2 separate regions of the Homo sapiens genome follow, and region 1 is linked to region 2. The links are chromatin contacts, found by Hi-C or POLR2A ChIA-PET in ENCODE. All regions are on one chromosome and are shown on one strand. The core of a region is the stretch at or near the end of the contact, and the rest is flanking DNA. Distances in the headings are between cores, read along the strand shown.

What was found. Hi-C counts contacts between places; a loop is a spot of excess contacts on that map. ChIA-PET counts read pairs that join two places held with the same protein, here RNA polymerase II (POLR2A). Pooled maps may share reads with other maps.
Region 1: a loop to region 2 is called in a map of PC-3, with 4 times the contacts of the local background. The contact joins two enhancer-like sites. A Hi-C loop is called at or near these places in 3 of 168 maps with a recorded cell type or tissue (Calu3, PC-3 and mammary epithelial cell) and 3 of 50 pooled maps. POLR2A ChIA-PET finds 5 or more read pairs at or near these places in 5 of 52 experiments (OCI-LY7, Panc1, RWPE1 and 2 more).

What each region holds. Positions count from the first base shown.
Region 1 is chr2:173,400,905-173,408,485 of GRCh38, forward strand. No RefSeq gene overlaps it. Among named protein-coding and RNA genes, the nearest start is that of CDCA7, 50 kb to the left of the region's middle. RefSeq lists a silencer at 1,592-1,761. Within about 2 kb of position 1,652, at least 2 of the 41 ENCODE cell types and tissues checked have a DNase peak (open chromatin) inside an H3K27ac peak, as active enhancers do.
Region 2 is chr2:173,283,778-173,291,039 of GRCh38, forward strand. No RefSeq gene overlaps it. Among named protein-coding and RNA genes, the nearest start is that of MAP3K20-AS1, 5.4 kb to the left of the region's middle. RefSeq lists an enhancer at 2,366-2,525. Within about 2 kb of position 4,019, at least 2 of the 41 ENCODE cell types and tissues checked have a DNase peak (open chromatin) inside an H3K27ac peak, as active enhancers do.

The sequences.
Region 1 (7,581 bases), core at 402-2,901, 110 kb after region 2:
GGAGAGAGGAATATGTCAGTCCTTCAAGGACAACGTACAGGTTCCCTTTGCCCTACAGGGGGCAGACCCTATCATTTCCTAGCTGACACATTTGGCCTCACGGGCTCTCTTCTGGAACCCTTGAGTTCAGAAAGGGTTGAACACTGCCCATTTCCTGCTGCAGTCCCTTCCAGGAGTTCTGTTCCCATGCCTGTAAGCAGTCATTTGGAGTTGCCTAAGAAATCTTTAAGAACTTCACAATATTGAAATCAACTCTTTCAAATGGCATGAAGAATTTTTTGGTTATTAACTCCACCATCTCCCGTTAGCTAAGCTCATTTGTTTTCCCTTGAGAGAAGAGCTCTTCTAGCATCTAATCATACCTAATCTTTCTGCAAAGTTGTTTTCCTAAAAAATTGTGTAAATCAAGTTTTTGTAAATCTAGTCATATGTTTTATGCATCAGGGGAACTTGGAATGTAAAGGAATCTCATGGTGTATGCATACTTCTGTAAAATGAAGATTTGCTCCCTTATTTATTCATTTTTGTAAATCTGAATAATTATTTACTGAGTTGAAGGAGGTATGCCTTTATTTAGGCTTTTGCATTTGGTATCTTTCCATTTTTTATTTTCAAGGTGCCCCAAAATGGCCACACATTCCACCTTTGGAGGAGGAAAACACAGCCAACATGCTCCCTAATTCTAAGTCATAAAGAGCCTCGAAATTCTGTGCCAGTAGTTCATAAGGAGTCCTCGTTTGATCTAGAAAACCAGCAGAAAACCTTGCCGCTGTCCCACAGGAGAGATACACATTTCACACTGACTGGGTTCTACTCCTTCCTTCTTTCCCTTCTTCTTCTCCTTTAGCAAATGAAAAGATGCACAGTACTTGCGATTTCAAATAGAATGGTGTCTGTTAAAGCTTTACCTAGGAGGAATTCCCCAAATCAAGGGACATGGAATTACTCAGCCACAGGAATTCTGGAGAATCCGGTCTCTGAAGATGAAGCTAGAAATGAGCAAAGGTTTACTGTTCGTTGTTTTCCTCGGCAGACAGCGCAGGGTCCTTATGGCATGGAAAGGCTGAGCTGTTGGAGCAGAGTGAAACCTGATTCCCAACATCTGTGCTCTAGACCCCACTCCGAAGGGGGACTTTCTGGAGGTATTTTTCTACTCTCCGTCCCCTGGGTCCCAATTAAGGGAAACACTTTTTTTAGACATGTTATTATCCCATGATAGAAAAGCAGGACTCACTGTTCCTCCTTCCCTCCTTCCCTCCTTTCTTCCTTCCCTCCCTCCCTCCCTCCCTCTCTCCCTCCCTTCCTCACTTTTTCCTTTCTTCCTTTCCCCCATCTAGATGAGCAATGCAAAAGGTCTGGTATTTGAGAAATGTAATTATATTAGTGATAAACTTCATGGTTTAATTTGGGAAATCTCCCAAACCTAAATTCCCAGCCCGGAGGAGTCCAATTAGATCTGGGCTGGGAAAACTAGAATATATTTCAGCGAAGGGGAAATAACCAAGGGGAAGCGAGAACCGCGAATGGCCAAACACTGATGTCGGCTCAAGTCCTCCTCGGAAAATGCCTGTGTATGAGGATAAAGTGGCTGGTGGAAAGTTCACTCAATCAGGGCTGCACGGTCTTGTGGAATAAAATACGTCCAGACAGGGTTACGACGTGCTTTGGATTCCAGCAGGGGGAGCTCTGACTCTGGAAACCGGTCAGTGGCCACCGAACGCTGTTTCACCGGGTCTAGACCTTTGGAGATCAGCGTTCTCTGGTCGCCAAGGTTGGTAACAAGGTCCGTGGGTAATGTCGCTGAACCAGAAACAGAGGTCTCCCTTTGCACAGTCCCCGGTGAGGAAAGCAGTTAACACCTCTGTAGAAACACAGCTGAAGAGGCATTTTAGGAGCAGGTGACCAAAGTCTTACAAAGGCAGCCGGGAAAAAGTCAGGGATGGAAATTAAAGCCCCCGTTTCCTCCTCTTTTTCCCTTCCATACCCCTAGGCATAACTGTTTCTCACTCGGGGGCTGAGCTCTGATATGACATCCTGTGAGGATACCTTTAGCAGGGGGAGCCACAACCCCAATTTTAAAAACTGCCTGTGGTTGGGATGAGCTAGATTTCCTGATGCCATCAGTCAGCTCTGGGCACTGCTGCGCCCTGCTGCTCTCACTTTGGGTGCCTAGGAAGGAGAAACACAATACCTTCGTGCTGTAGCTACATCAGTGCCAAGAGACCCCACTTCCCACGTCTTCTGGACTTGGCTCAGAAGCATCTGCAGAGAGACAAGGAAGCCCCACAAAATGTGGACAAATGCCATTCCAGCCCATGAAATAGCTGAGAAAGAGGGGCTCGGCACAGCATTTTCTAAGCTACGTTGTGTGAAAGGTTGCTGGACCCTAAGGGGCTCCCAGGTATTTATTTCATGCGGTAAAAAGTGTTCTGATGTCAGAGTCTGAGAAAGCCTGTAGGCACTATCTGTGCATTCCCCACTCCCCCAACTTTTGTGGAAAGAAATCTTGTTACAAGTCCTATAAGTTCTACAGTCCAAACAAACAAATGAAAAAGCCCACTTAAATTTGTCTGATCCAGCACTTCCAAAACTTATCTGACCATGACGACCATGACATTTTGTCTTTTCCTTTCCACAAAGCACCTATGTTCTAGGCACTTGTGTCTTGTGGAGCATACCTTGAGAAATACTGAGTATGCATAAAAGAGCAAAGTTCTAGGGGTGAAGAAACTTCTGCATTCCTGTAGATCGGTTCTGATCCTAACGTCTGCTATGATTCTTTTTTTAAGATGGTATTTCGCTCTTGTTGCCCAGGCTAGAGTGCAGTAGTGCAATCTCGGCTCACTGCAACGTCCGCTTCCCAGGCTCAAGCGATTCTCCTGCCTCAGCCTCCTGAGTAGCTGGCATTATAAGAACCCACCACCACACCTGGCTAATTTTTGTATTTTTAGTAGAGATGGGGTTTCACCATGTTGGCCAGGCTGGTCTCGAACTCCTGACCTCAGGTGATCCGCCCCCCTCAGCCTCCCAAAGTGCTTGGATTACAGGCGTGAGCCACTGCGCCAGGCCTGCAGCTATGATTTTTGACATCACGTAGCCTCTCTGAACCTCAGTTTCCTCTTCTGTAAAATGATGACTCCTCCATTCCTACACATCTGCATGGCTCCTGGCTGAAAGGGGAAGGATGGATGTCCGAATATACCTAAAATTTGTGCTCCTGGAGACAGAAATGGATCACACATTTATGTTGAAAGTAGGTTGTAGACTTTTGTCTACAAATAGACAAAATGAACAAAATCTTATGACCAGAGGAGACACTATTCCCCTCTCTTCCTATTTGGCTTATAAATCACAATTCACACCAGTCCTGTGGCTACTTGTATATCTTTATCTGTCTGCTTTGCTTAATCTATGGACTAGCTGCATGCAGCATTCCCTTTGCTATTTATATGCAAGACTGCGAGTTTAAAAAAATTCATGTAATGAATGAATTTTAATTGTTGAGGACATTTATTCAGAGCTTTAATGGGGATTCTACAGATTGCAAGGATTTACAGTCTTTTCTGAGGAATAGCAGGAGCCAGAGTGCATGACGGTGGTATTATAGTTGGGACTGACATTAATGGCATGGTCCAAGTTGTAAAGTGTACACCTGAAGGTTTATTTCTAAATTGCTATAAAGGACAGTGGCGAGGGTGATCAGGTCCTCTGTGCTAAAAGGGCGTTTCTTCTTTCCCCCCAGATCTCTACCTCTCCTTCACTTGAGAATAGAAATGGCAAAAGGAAACAGAATCACCTTAACTGCCTTTCCTTGGGGGTGTTGATCAGATGCATCAGAAGGAAGATAAGGCAGTGTGGCTTTGCAGTATGGCATGACCGGCCACCCAACCACCTTGCTCATGCCCAGCTGCATGCACTTTCTCAGCAATGTTTATCCAACAAACATTGATTGAGCACCTACTATGTGCCAGGTATTTATTCCCATCAAGTGGAAAGTCCTCTTTTCCAAGCTGCAGCTAAGTTCTGGCTCCTCTATGGAGGCTTCCCTGATATTTCCAGGCTTCACTAATATCTGCCAAATTCTAAATTGTTATAGTTGGGGTTACACAATTGAGCAGTCATTATATACTTCTTGGTTGCTGTGGTTTCAAATAAATGTCTAAGATGTAAGCTTCAAGAGAGCAAGGGCTGCGTCCTAATAATCTTTTACTTGCTCTTGGTGCTTCTATAAACACAATTCACCAAATCAGATCAACAAACAACAGACTCTGGACAATCCTTCAGACTACATGTCTCTGCACCTCGAGGTAATACAATGTGTTTTTCAGCCAATAGTGTATGCCGTGCTGTAGGTGCCCTGGCAACTATCCCTAATGTCTACTCTCTTTGTTCTAGTTGGTTTCTGTTTGTTTCAGAATTAGAGGGTCAGATTTGGTGTTTACTTCTCACTATTTGTTATTGATCATGTTGTGCATTAAGATTTGGTAAACTCAGCAGAACTGAGTGGCTTTCTGGGTGGTCTGAATTCATCTCCAAAGGCAACTTCCACTGATGTGGTCTTTTTTCCTGGCTTTCTGTTTTACTAGTTTGTGGCTAATTACGAGGGCTTCAGTCAGTCGATGTAGCCACAGATGACACTAACACCCTAGGTGGCCCAGGGGAGGATTTGTGGAGCTGTGGTGTCTGGGCTTTTTCAGAGAGGCCTGCAGGGAAATTACCGACGTGGGTGTGGACTTTGTCTCTGTCCTTCCTACGCCTCTCCTACTGGCATCCTCCCCCAACTGAGGCTCTGCCTCCACCTGTCCTGGAGTCTGATCTAGGTATTCCCTGCCACAAGCATCTTGCCTAAGTAACTTGGGGCTGGTAAGTGTTTACAGTGGGCCACCTCCCGAGAGCATACTTATATGAAAAATTCATCTGGAATACCCAAAAGTGTTTCATAAAGCCTAACTTGGCTGGTTTTCCCCAACAAATTGTAACCTTTGCACACGTTTTCACAGTCTACAAAATGCTTTCATGCACAGTGTCAGTCGAGCTGTAAAACAACCATGTGAAGTCAGGGGAGTGGTGGAGAGGCAGGGATCAGATGACTTGCACAGTGAGTGCAGAAGAGGTGGCAGGGCTGGAACCCACCAGTTCTTCTGACTTGTCCCTGCCCTGTTTTGCCTTGAATTGTGGTTATTGGAGTAGACATCCTTTATTCTCATAGACTGTAATATGATGTAGTGGAAAAGTAGTCAGTCTGAACACCTGAAACTAAAGCCAGGTCTATTCCTCATAAGCAAGTGGATACTACTACCAATAATAATTATAATAAATCACAGCTCCAGTGTATCCAGCACTTACTATGTATGAGGAATTGTACTCATATTATCTCATTTAATACTCAAACAGCCCTCTGCAATGGAGCTTAGAGCAAGGTTTCACCATCACTAACTGATGCTCAGATTGAAGCCAAGTTTTCTCTGTTTCAAGCCCATGATTATTCAGTTTCTGCCTTGGTTGTTGAGAGGTTTAAGCAAGATAACCATGTGTCTCACATGGTGCCAGATTGATGCAAGTTAAGCTTACAAGAAACAGTAGGTCTGTCTCTCCTTTTCCTTGAGTCTAGGGATGTAATCACCACCCCACCCCACCCCTTGGTATTCCTCATAGCATAGTGTTTTGCATAAGTCAGTCCTAGGTGAACGTTCATTGAGTTAAATGGAAATCAAAGCTGAGAATGAGGAAATTAGTCTGCTCTCCTCAGCAGGTAGGGGAAGTAATGAAGACCAAGCAGTTCCATTGCAAGAGTTGCTGGCATCTAGGTTGGTGCATAATGAGACTAGGGTTGTGGCTTTGGTCCCCAACCACTACCTCCTGGTTCTTCACCCACCACCCTGGCTGCCCCTCTTACAAAGGAAACATCTTTTGTAAGCATCTTTCTGTCTTTCCCCTTCATGTTACTGTATCTACGAGTTCTGTCTACATCGAAGCCTTGCAAATGCCATTCGCATTACCAACTCCCCTGCTATAGGTGCATATATATCCCAACACCTACTCAGCCTGGAGTCCCATACCTCATACTTAGCACGTCTTGTACTGAATTCATTATTCCCTCATCCCACTTAGCTGCTTTTCATGTTAAGCTCATTTGAATCACTTCGAATAATGTTGGTTTTATTGTAAGGATACATAGGTGGGAGAACCTAGTTAAAGCTGAAAAAGCAAAAACCAAAACCAGGCCCCAGGGGAAGAGAAACTGTAATGGGTCAGGAAAAGTGAGAGCCCAGAGCAACTCTTGGATGTTAAGAGCAGGAATCAGGGTGGCTTTTGCATGTGTCGCTAACCTAACTCAGCTATCCCACTTGACACTTGCTTCTGAGTGGCTGGTCCATGCCTGGGATGTGCATTGTTTCTTTACCTGACAACTCTGCTAACTTGTTTCCTCGTTCTCATCTTACTCATATTTCCACTTCTGCATAACTCGTGCATGCCTTGACGCCTCACAAGCCAACTCTAGCTCATGGAATGTCCATGCCAGTTTTAGATCCTACTGAATGCTGCCTCATTCTCTCAGTATTTTTGTGGTTCAAATTGGAGAGAATATGATTTTCTGGCACATATTTTCATGCCATACCTCCTTATCGGTTCTTGACCAGCCTGTGGGCTGGCTACCCTCAAGGGCCCACTGATCCAATCTGTCACTGTGGCCAAAGGTAGGACACTTGGCTGCCTTTTTCAAGAATGTTTTAATCACCCAACTGCCCTATGCTAAGTGAAATAAGCCAGTCGTAAAAGACCACATATTGTGTGATTCCATTGATATGAACTGCCCAGAACTATATATAAAGGCACATCTCTATATAAACTAGATTAGTGATTGCTTAGGGCTGTGGGTGGGGGTGGGGGATTGGGGCATGACAGTTAATGGGTATGGAATTTCCTTTTGGGGTGATGAAATGTTTTAAAATTGATTGTGATGAAGGTTGCACGACTCTGTGCTAAAACTCTATTCTAAAAGCCACTGACTTCTACATCAACATAGAAGCAGTGCATGGTAAGTGAATCATATCTCAATAAAGCTGTTTAGAAAAAAGAGTTTCGTAGAAGCAAATTTCTTAGGAAGGACCGAGGATATGGCAGACATCACATCCTCCTAATTGTTTATCTTCATAAATGCCACCACTTTTTAATCCATTTTGCCAAACCAAAACTCTGAAATTTATCTGACACCCCCCGCTTCCTTTTTCAGTTCAGTGGTTACCTCCTTCCTTGATTCCAGCTATTAGTTTTTTTATTATTTTATTTTATTTTTGTTTTTATTTTTAAAATAGAGAGAGAGAGTCTTGCTATGTTGCCCAGGGCTTGAACTCCTGGGCGCAAGTGATCCTCCTTCCTTGGCCTCCCAAAGTGCCGGGATTACAAGCATGAGCCACAGCTCCCGGCCCTTGATTATATTAGTGAAGTAGTTGGGTCAGATGCCCTACTTTGTGCTCCAAAAGCATCTGACACACGAGCCTGGAACCGTTTATTATCCTCTATTATAATTGGTGCCTTGCTGACAAGTCTCTGCTACTGGACTCTAAACTATTTGGAAGC
Region 2 (7,262 bases), core at 2,769-5,268:
AAGCATTTTTGCTTTGCTCTTTTTGTTAATCATCTTTGTTTAAACCATTCTCCCCAACCCTTTTCTTTGTTTTGTTTTTAAATTGCCTTATGCGGAGCTTGCAGTGAGCTGAGATCATGCCACTGCACTCCACCCTGGGTGACAGAGCTGGACTCCATCTCAAAAAAAAAAAAAATTGCCTTATGGGTAATAACTGTGTTTGTAGTGGATCAATATTAAAATTCCTTAAAATATTATAATCTAGTAAGCTTACTCCCAAAATAAATATACCTATTGTCTTCAGGCTTTGGCTACTGTAAAAGGATTGTATGTCAGGGACTTAGTTGTACAAGTTTACATGTTCCTAAACATTAAACACTATGGTGACTTAGTAAATTGAATAAAATTCTGTAAATTTTTAATGGATCCCCAAGATTCCAATCTGATATTATTACATTATTACTTTTTAGTCAAGTTAAAAAAAAAAAAAGTGTGTGTGTGAGTGTGAAAACAAAAGTCTGGAAGGATACACAATAGAATATTAATTTTGTTTATCTCTGGGTGGTGAGAGAGCAGCTGTGTATTTTTTCTTGTTTTGCCTATTTGTCTAATATGTCAAAAATGAGCATGAATTGCTTGTCTTTTTTCAGTTAAAAAATGTATTTCTGGCTGGATGTGGTGGCTCACACCTGTAATCCCAACACTTTCGGAGGCTGAGACAGGAGGATCACTTTAGGCCAAGAATTCCAGACCAGCCTAGGCAATGTAATGAGACCCTATCTCTACAAAAAAATAAAAATAAAAAAATAAAAAAATTAACTATATTTCTGTTAATATTATAATCTAATATATTTAGATAAACCTTCGAAAGAGAGCTTTCTACCTCCTTGGCCCAGTGGATTCTTTTGGTATCTCCCTACCCTCTGAAGGAATCACAACAGTTATCCATGAGAGTCTTTGTTGTCAGCACCCCTAATTCTAGCCAGGCATTTTCAAGGGGGTATCCAATAAGCCCTAGCACAAATCTGTACCACTGCTAGTAAAAAAACCCTCTGAGTTTTTGTTCTATCAGATGTGAGCTGACAATTTCATCTTTGAGATTAAGGCAACCCTACATTTTAACACATCACTTAGGAGCTGTATGGAGTAGGACATACTTTCCCAATCTATGAAATGGGGACAAGGATATTTACTTCACAGGAGAGTTATGAGTGTTAGGGACAATGAGTGTAAAACTCTGAACAAAGTGTCTCGCAAGTGTGAGCTTTCAACCCACAGAAGCCACTCTAATAATTCTTTTCTGTGGGTCAAACAGCAAGAGGTTCTTGCCCATTCCCCCACCTGAGACGTTAAGTGTTAACATCTCAAAAAAAGGGCCGGGTATGGTGGCTCATGCCTGTAATCCCAACACTTTGGGAGGTTGAGGTGGGAGGATTCCTTGAGCCCAGGAGTTTGAGACCAGCCTGGGCAACATAGTGAGACTTTATCCCAACAAAAAAGAAAAAAAGAAAAAACACAGGAAGGCAGACTTTCCTTTCACACAGCCTTGCCCGAGAAAAGGAACAGCCTGCACTCATTTGCTGTTGAAATGATTAAGATGTCTGTATTGGCCAAGCGTGGTGGCTATACCTGTAATCCCAGCACTTTAGGAGACCAAGGCAGTTCAGTGGGCTGAGGCAGGAGAATCGCTTGAACCTGGGAGGTGGAGGTTGCAGTGAGCCAAGATCACGCCATTGCACTCCAGCCTGGGCAACAAGACAAAACTCTGTTTCAAAAAAAAAAAAAAAAAATGTGTGTATCTCTTAAGACAATACCCTTTCAATTTTAAATAACTAAAACCTGTATTTAGTTCAGCTGCTTATAGTCATTTAGCAGCTGATTAAACGACTACCAAATCATAAATATTACTGCTAATTCCTGAATAATTTAGCTTCTGTCCTGCTTACACTTCTAATTTATAAACCACCCATATTCTTAAAGACCTTTTCCCTCTCTAAATAATTAAGTCAATAAAATACTCCTTGGGCAGTGTTCATTTTGAGACTCTTCAAGACACCTGCTTTTCTTCTTTTTTTTTTTTTTTTTTTTGTTTACAATTGTCTTCTAAGTCCATATCTAAAACTCTTTGGGCTAGAGCCCAAGGTCTCTCAAATCAGCCTGCTCCAACTCACCACTTTAACACTACTATGTTTCGGTTTCCTCAACAGTATAAGATAATAATAGTACCTATCCTATCTCATGAGGTAAATTTCTTAGACCAGTGAAAGCTCATCATACAGTAAGTGGCTATTATTATTATTATAAAAGTGAAATATACTCCACTTAACATTTGCAACTCCATCAGTCCATCAGAATGGCAAACTGCCTACATGAGTGATTCTGTTTCATGATACCCATTGTTAGAAAATCACTACGTATGCATGCCAATGTCATAGGCAAGAGAACAGGCCATACATAGACGATCTCTAAGGTGATTTCTGCATGACCGTCGTTACTGGAAGTTGAGTGGCAGAACATTATTCTGTCTCATAGAGAAACTTGGTTTGGGGGTTTCCCATAAACTAGAGTAGTAACTAGTTGATTCCATACCCAATCGAGTTTCAGTCCTCTCAGATGTGTTTGAATGCAGAGTCCCTTATTATTTTTTAATCTTGGGTTTCTTCTTCTTTATTCCAGCCACCCCCAGTAGATGTCCCCACGTATAGGGAAGTACTTGAAGAAGACTAACAGAAGCCATCTCTGCAGGGGACACATCAAAATGATTCCCTGTCCATTAGCTAGAAACTTGCTGAGCTGATTGAACCCCACAAAGTTTTCAGATCATTGTTCCTCCCCTTCCTCCTGTGTGCAGTCACTCAAAACAAGGACCTCTGTGTGCACTGGCATTCAGTGACAGTTTTGTTATCAGGTTCAAGCAGTACTGCTGAGGATCAAAACTTTACCTTAATTTAAGCTCATGTTTTCCACAAACCCAACTCCAAAGTATCCTGGTAACATGCTTCAAAGATACTCCATCGAATTTTTACTTTCACAGCAATATGCCTTATGACCTAATTACCATTATTATTCTGATCCAAAATAAGACAAATTGCTTTATTTGGTAATAGAGAGGGAAAAAAATCTGAGCTAGAAAGACCTCCTGACATGTCATAGCAATAAATTGAAAGAAAATAGCCATGCTCCCCTGAAGAAGATAGAGATCAGCAGAAATCTTTTGTAATGGGCAATATACGATGTGGAAGAATTCTCTTTAACTTTTTTTTTTTTTTTTTTTTTTTTTGAGACGGAGTCTTGCTCTGTCGCCCAGGCTGGAGTGCAGTGGCGGGATCTCAGCTCACTGCAAGCTCCGCCTCCCGGGTTCACCCCATTCTCCTGCCTCAGCCTCCCAAGTAGCTGGGACTACAGGCGCCCGCCACTACGCCCGGCTAATTTTTTGTATTTTTAGTAGAGACGGGGTTTCACCGTTTTAGCCGGGATGGTCTCTATCTCCTGACCTCGTGATCCGCCCGCCTCGGCCTCCCAAAGTGCTGGGATTACAGGCGTGAGCCACCGCGCCCGGCCCTCTTTAACTTTTTATCCATTTTGTTTGTTTGTTTTGGAGACAGAGTCTTGCTCTGTTGCCCAGGCTGGAGTGCAGTGGTGCAGTCTCAGCTCACTGCAACCTCAAATTCCTGGGCTCAAGTGATCCTCTCCACTCAGCATCCCGAGTAGCTGGGACTACAGGCATACGTCACCATGCCCAGCTAATTTTTAAATTTTGTAGAGATGGGGTCTCCTTATGTTGCCCAAGCTGCTCTCAGGCTCCCAGCCTTAAGTGATCTCCCCACCTCAGTCTCCCAAAGTGCTGGGATTACAGGCATGAGCTCTAATTTTTTATTATAATAAACTTCTAGAGCTCCAAGAATCACACCCTTGCTTGTGACAGGTTGGAGGTTATGTAGAAGGAGTTTTATATGTCTAAAGTTAATAACAGTCTGCAGAGATTATATTTAACTATGTGTAAACATCTTGTGTGGAAAAACAGAATAGGCCTGATGTTAGACCCAGCTGGAAAGGACCAGAATGTTCTAACTGAAAACTGCAGGAACAGCCAAATGTCCATCTGCCTCTTCTTTAGGAGTTTACCAGCGTAGGCAACACCACCCGAATGACTTTCTGGGCTTTTCTGAGTATTCAGGCTCACAAAGAGTTTGTTGTTTTTTTTTTTTTTCTCAAAAATTCTGTTAAACTCATGGTCCAACGTTTATATCCTAACATTTTATTTTAATACAGAATACGTAATCAAGCGTTAAAATAGTTGGCTTCTGTAGATTGGTCTTTTCTCACTACACAGTATCTCTCTCTTCAGCAGAGTCATTGATAATATCCTTTGAATATCCAATAACGCCACAAAAATCATAGGTACTAACAGACTCAATGTTTGTGGCACCCCCAAAACTCATATGTTGAAATCCTAACCTCCAATGTGATGGTGTTAGGAGGTGGGGCCTTTGGGAACTAATTAGGTCATAAGGGTGGCTACCTCATGAATGGGATTGGTGCCAGGCCTGTAATCCCAGCACTTAGGGAGGCTAAGGCGAGCGGATTGCCTGAGCTCGGGAGTTTGAGACCAGCCTGGGCAACACAGTGAAATCTCGTCCCTACTAAAATACAAAAAATTAGCGGGGTGTGGTGGCATGCGCCTGTAATCCCAGCTACTTGGGAGGCTGAGGCAGGAGAATTGCTTGAACCCAGGAGGCGGAGGTTGCAGTGAGCCAAGATCATACCACTGCATTCCAGCCTGGGCAACAGAGCGAGACTCCATCTCCAAAAAAAAAAAAAAAAAAAAAAAAAAAAAGGAACCCCAGAGGGCTCTCTTGCCCTGTTTCTTCCATGAGAGGATATAATACTGAAGAGGGTACTCACCAGAACCCAACCATGCTGGCACCTGACCTTGGACTTCCAGCCTCCCAGATTCCGAGAAAGAAGTTTCTGTTGTTTATAGGCCACTGACTAAGACAGGCACAGAGCCCCTGACGCTATCGACATGACTGAAGTGATGATGATTCAGGATAAAACCATGAATGCCACACTCAGTTCAGCCCACTCTTTTCTCACTACCACATATCAAAATGCAAACAAAACATGTGCTTAATCATGTAAAATACATTTAAGCATTTTGATACATTGATTGCATTATTCTAGGATGTTAGAGAGATTTCTTAGCCAGGTGACCTGGTTTCCATTCCTAGCTCTGAAAATTATCTGTGTGACCTTGGGCAGATGTCTTACCCTCTCTGTGTTACAGTTATTAGTCTATTTAGTCATTTAACAAATCTTTCATTATGGTTTCATTTGCAAAGAGTATGGTGCTAGAAATGGATACAGAAGTGATCAAGATTTCCCTACATCTGTCTTCCAACTCTTCTATTGCAGTTTTCATTTCCACAATTTTATTTTTTATTTTGAAAAGCTTTTCTTTTGTTGTTTTCTGAATAGTCCTTCTTTAATATTCTTGTTTAATATAATCTTATCTCTGAGCATACGGAGGCAGTCTTTTTTTTTTTTTTTTTTTTTTTTTTGAGACAGGTTCTTGCTCTGTTGCCAATCTGGAGTGCAGTGGCAGATCACTGCAACCTCCGCCTCCCGGGTTCAAGTGATTTTCCTGCCTCAGCCTCCCAAGTAGCTGGGACTACAGGCGTGAGCCACCAAACCCAGCTAATTTTTGTATTTTTAGTAGAGATGGGGTTTCACCATGTTTGCCAGATGGTCTCGATCTATTGACCTTGTGATCTGCCCACCTCGGCCTCCCAAAGTGCTGGGATTATAGGTGTGAACCACTGTGCCTGGCCCTTTTTTTTTTTTTAAATACAGATGGGGTCTCGCCATGTGGTCCAGGCTGGTCTCGAGCTCCTGGGCTCAAGCAATCCTCCTGCCTCAGTATCCTAAGAAGTGCTGAAATTACAGGCATACGCCACGACGCCCAGCTGCAGTCTCTTTTCTTTTTTGAATATTTTTTTGAGATTGAGTTTTGCTCTTGTTGCCCAGGCTGGAGTGCAATGGTGCCATCTCAGCTCACTGCAACCTCTGCCTCCTGGGTTCAAGCAATTCTCCTGCCTCAGCCTCCTGAATAGCTGGGATTACAGATGCCTACCACCACGCCTGGCTAATTTTTGTATTTTTAGTAGAGACTGGGTTTCACCATGTTGGCCAGGCTGGTCTCCAACTCCTGACATCAGGTATCCACCCCCTTCAGCCTCCCAAAATGCTGGGATTACAGGCGTGAGCCATTGAGCCCTGCCTTTTTTTTTTTCCCCCCTCTGGAGTCTCTGTTTTCTCCAAGTTGCTTTTTCTCCATTTTTTTGTGGGTTTTTTTTCTGTTTTTGTTTTTTATATTCCATGCAATCCTCCAATGTCATCTTTTAGACTGAGGAAGAGAAGCTGATGGAAGCTCATAACATATGAATGTGGCTTATCAATTTTTATCTCACCACAGAGCAGTGGCTTTCAAAACGTTTTGATCAAGTCAACAGTAAGAAATGTATTTTACATGATAACCCTGGGTATGTGAATGTGTGTGCGTGCATCTTAGAAAAGGTTCACCATACTTTTTTCACAATACTTCAATACTTCCCTTTATTATTGTGATATAATCTGATACTTTTTTCCTATTGTATGGACACAATATACTAAATTTATTTCATGACTCAGTAATGTGTGGTCACCTCCAGAGAGAGGGCCTGTTTTCCTGAGGAATCGCAGATCAGATCTCTCTGTTGGAATTATCAGAGAAGTACCCAAAAGATACTTTTCCCTTTTTCCTGCCTGGAAAATACTTGCCTGGTGGCTAGAAGTCTGAAAGCCAAACTGGGTAGAAGCTGGAGCTTTGATATTTGAAAAGTGAACTGTCATTAATCACCTCTTTTCAAGTTCAAGTCCCTCACTTCAGAGACCCTTATCTTATCTTGTAAAGATGACAGACCTCTAGTCTTGTGATTGAGGGGCAGCCACTCAGCAGCTGCAGAGCAGGAGGGACTTGGGGCTCCACCTCCTCCTTAAAACTAATTTCAGGGCCAGGCGCGGAGGCTCTCACCTGTAATCCCAGCACTTTGGGAGGGGAGGCGGGAGGATCACGAGGTCATGAGATCGAGACCATCCTGACTAACATGGTGAAACCCCGTCTCTACTAAAAATACAAAAAATTAGGCAGGTGTGGTGGCTGGCGCCTGTAGTCCCAGCTACTTGGGAGGCTGAGGCAGGAGAATGGTGTGTACCCGGGAGACAGAGCTTGCAGTGAGCCAAGA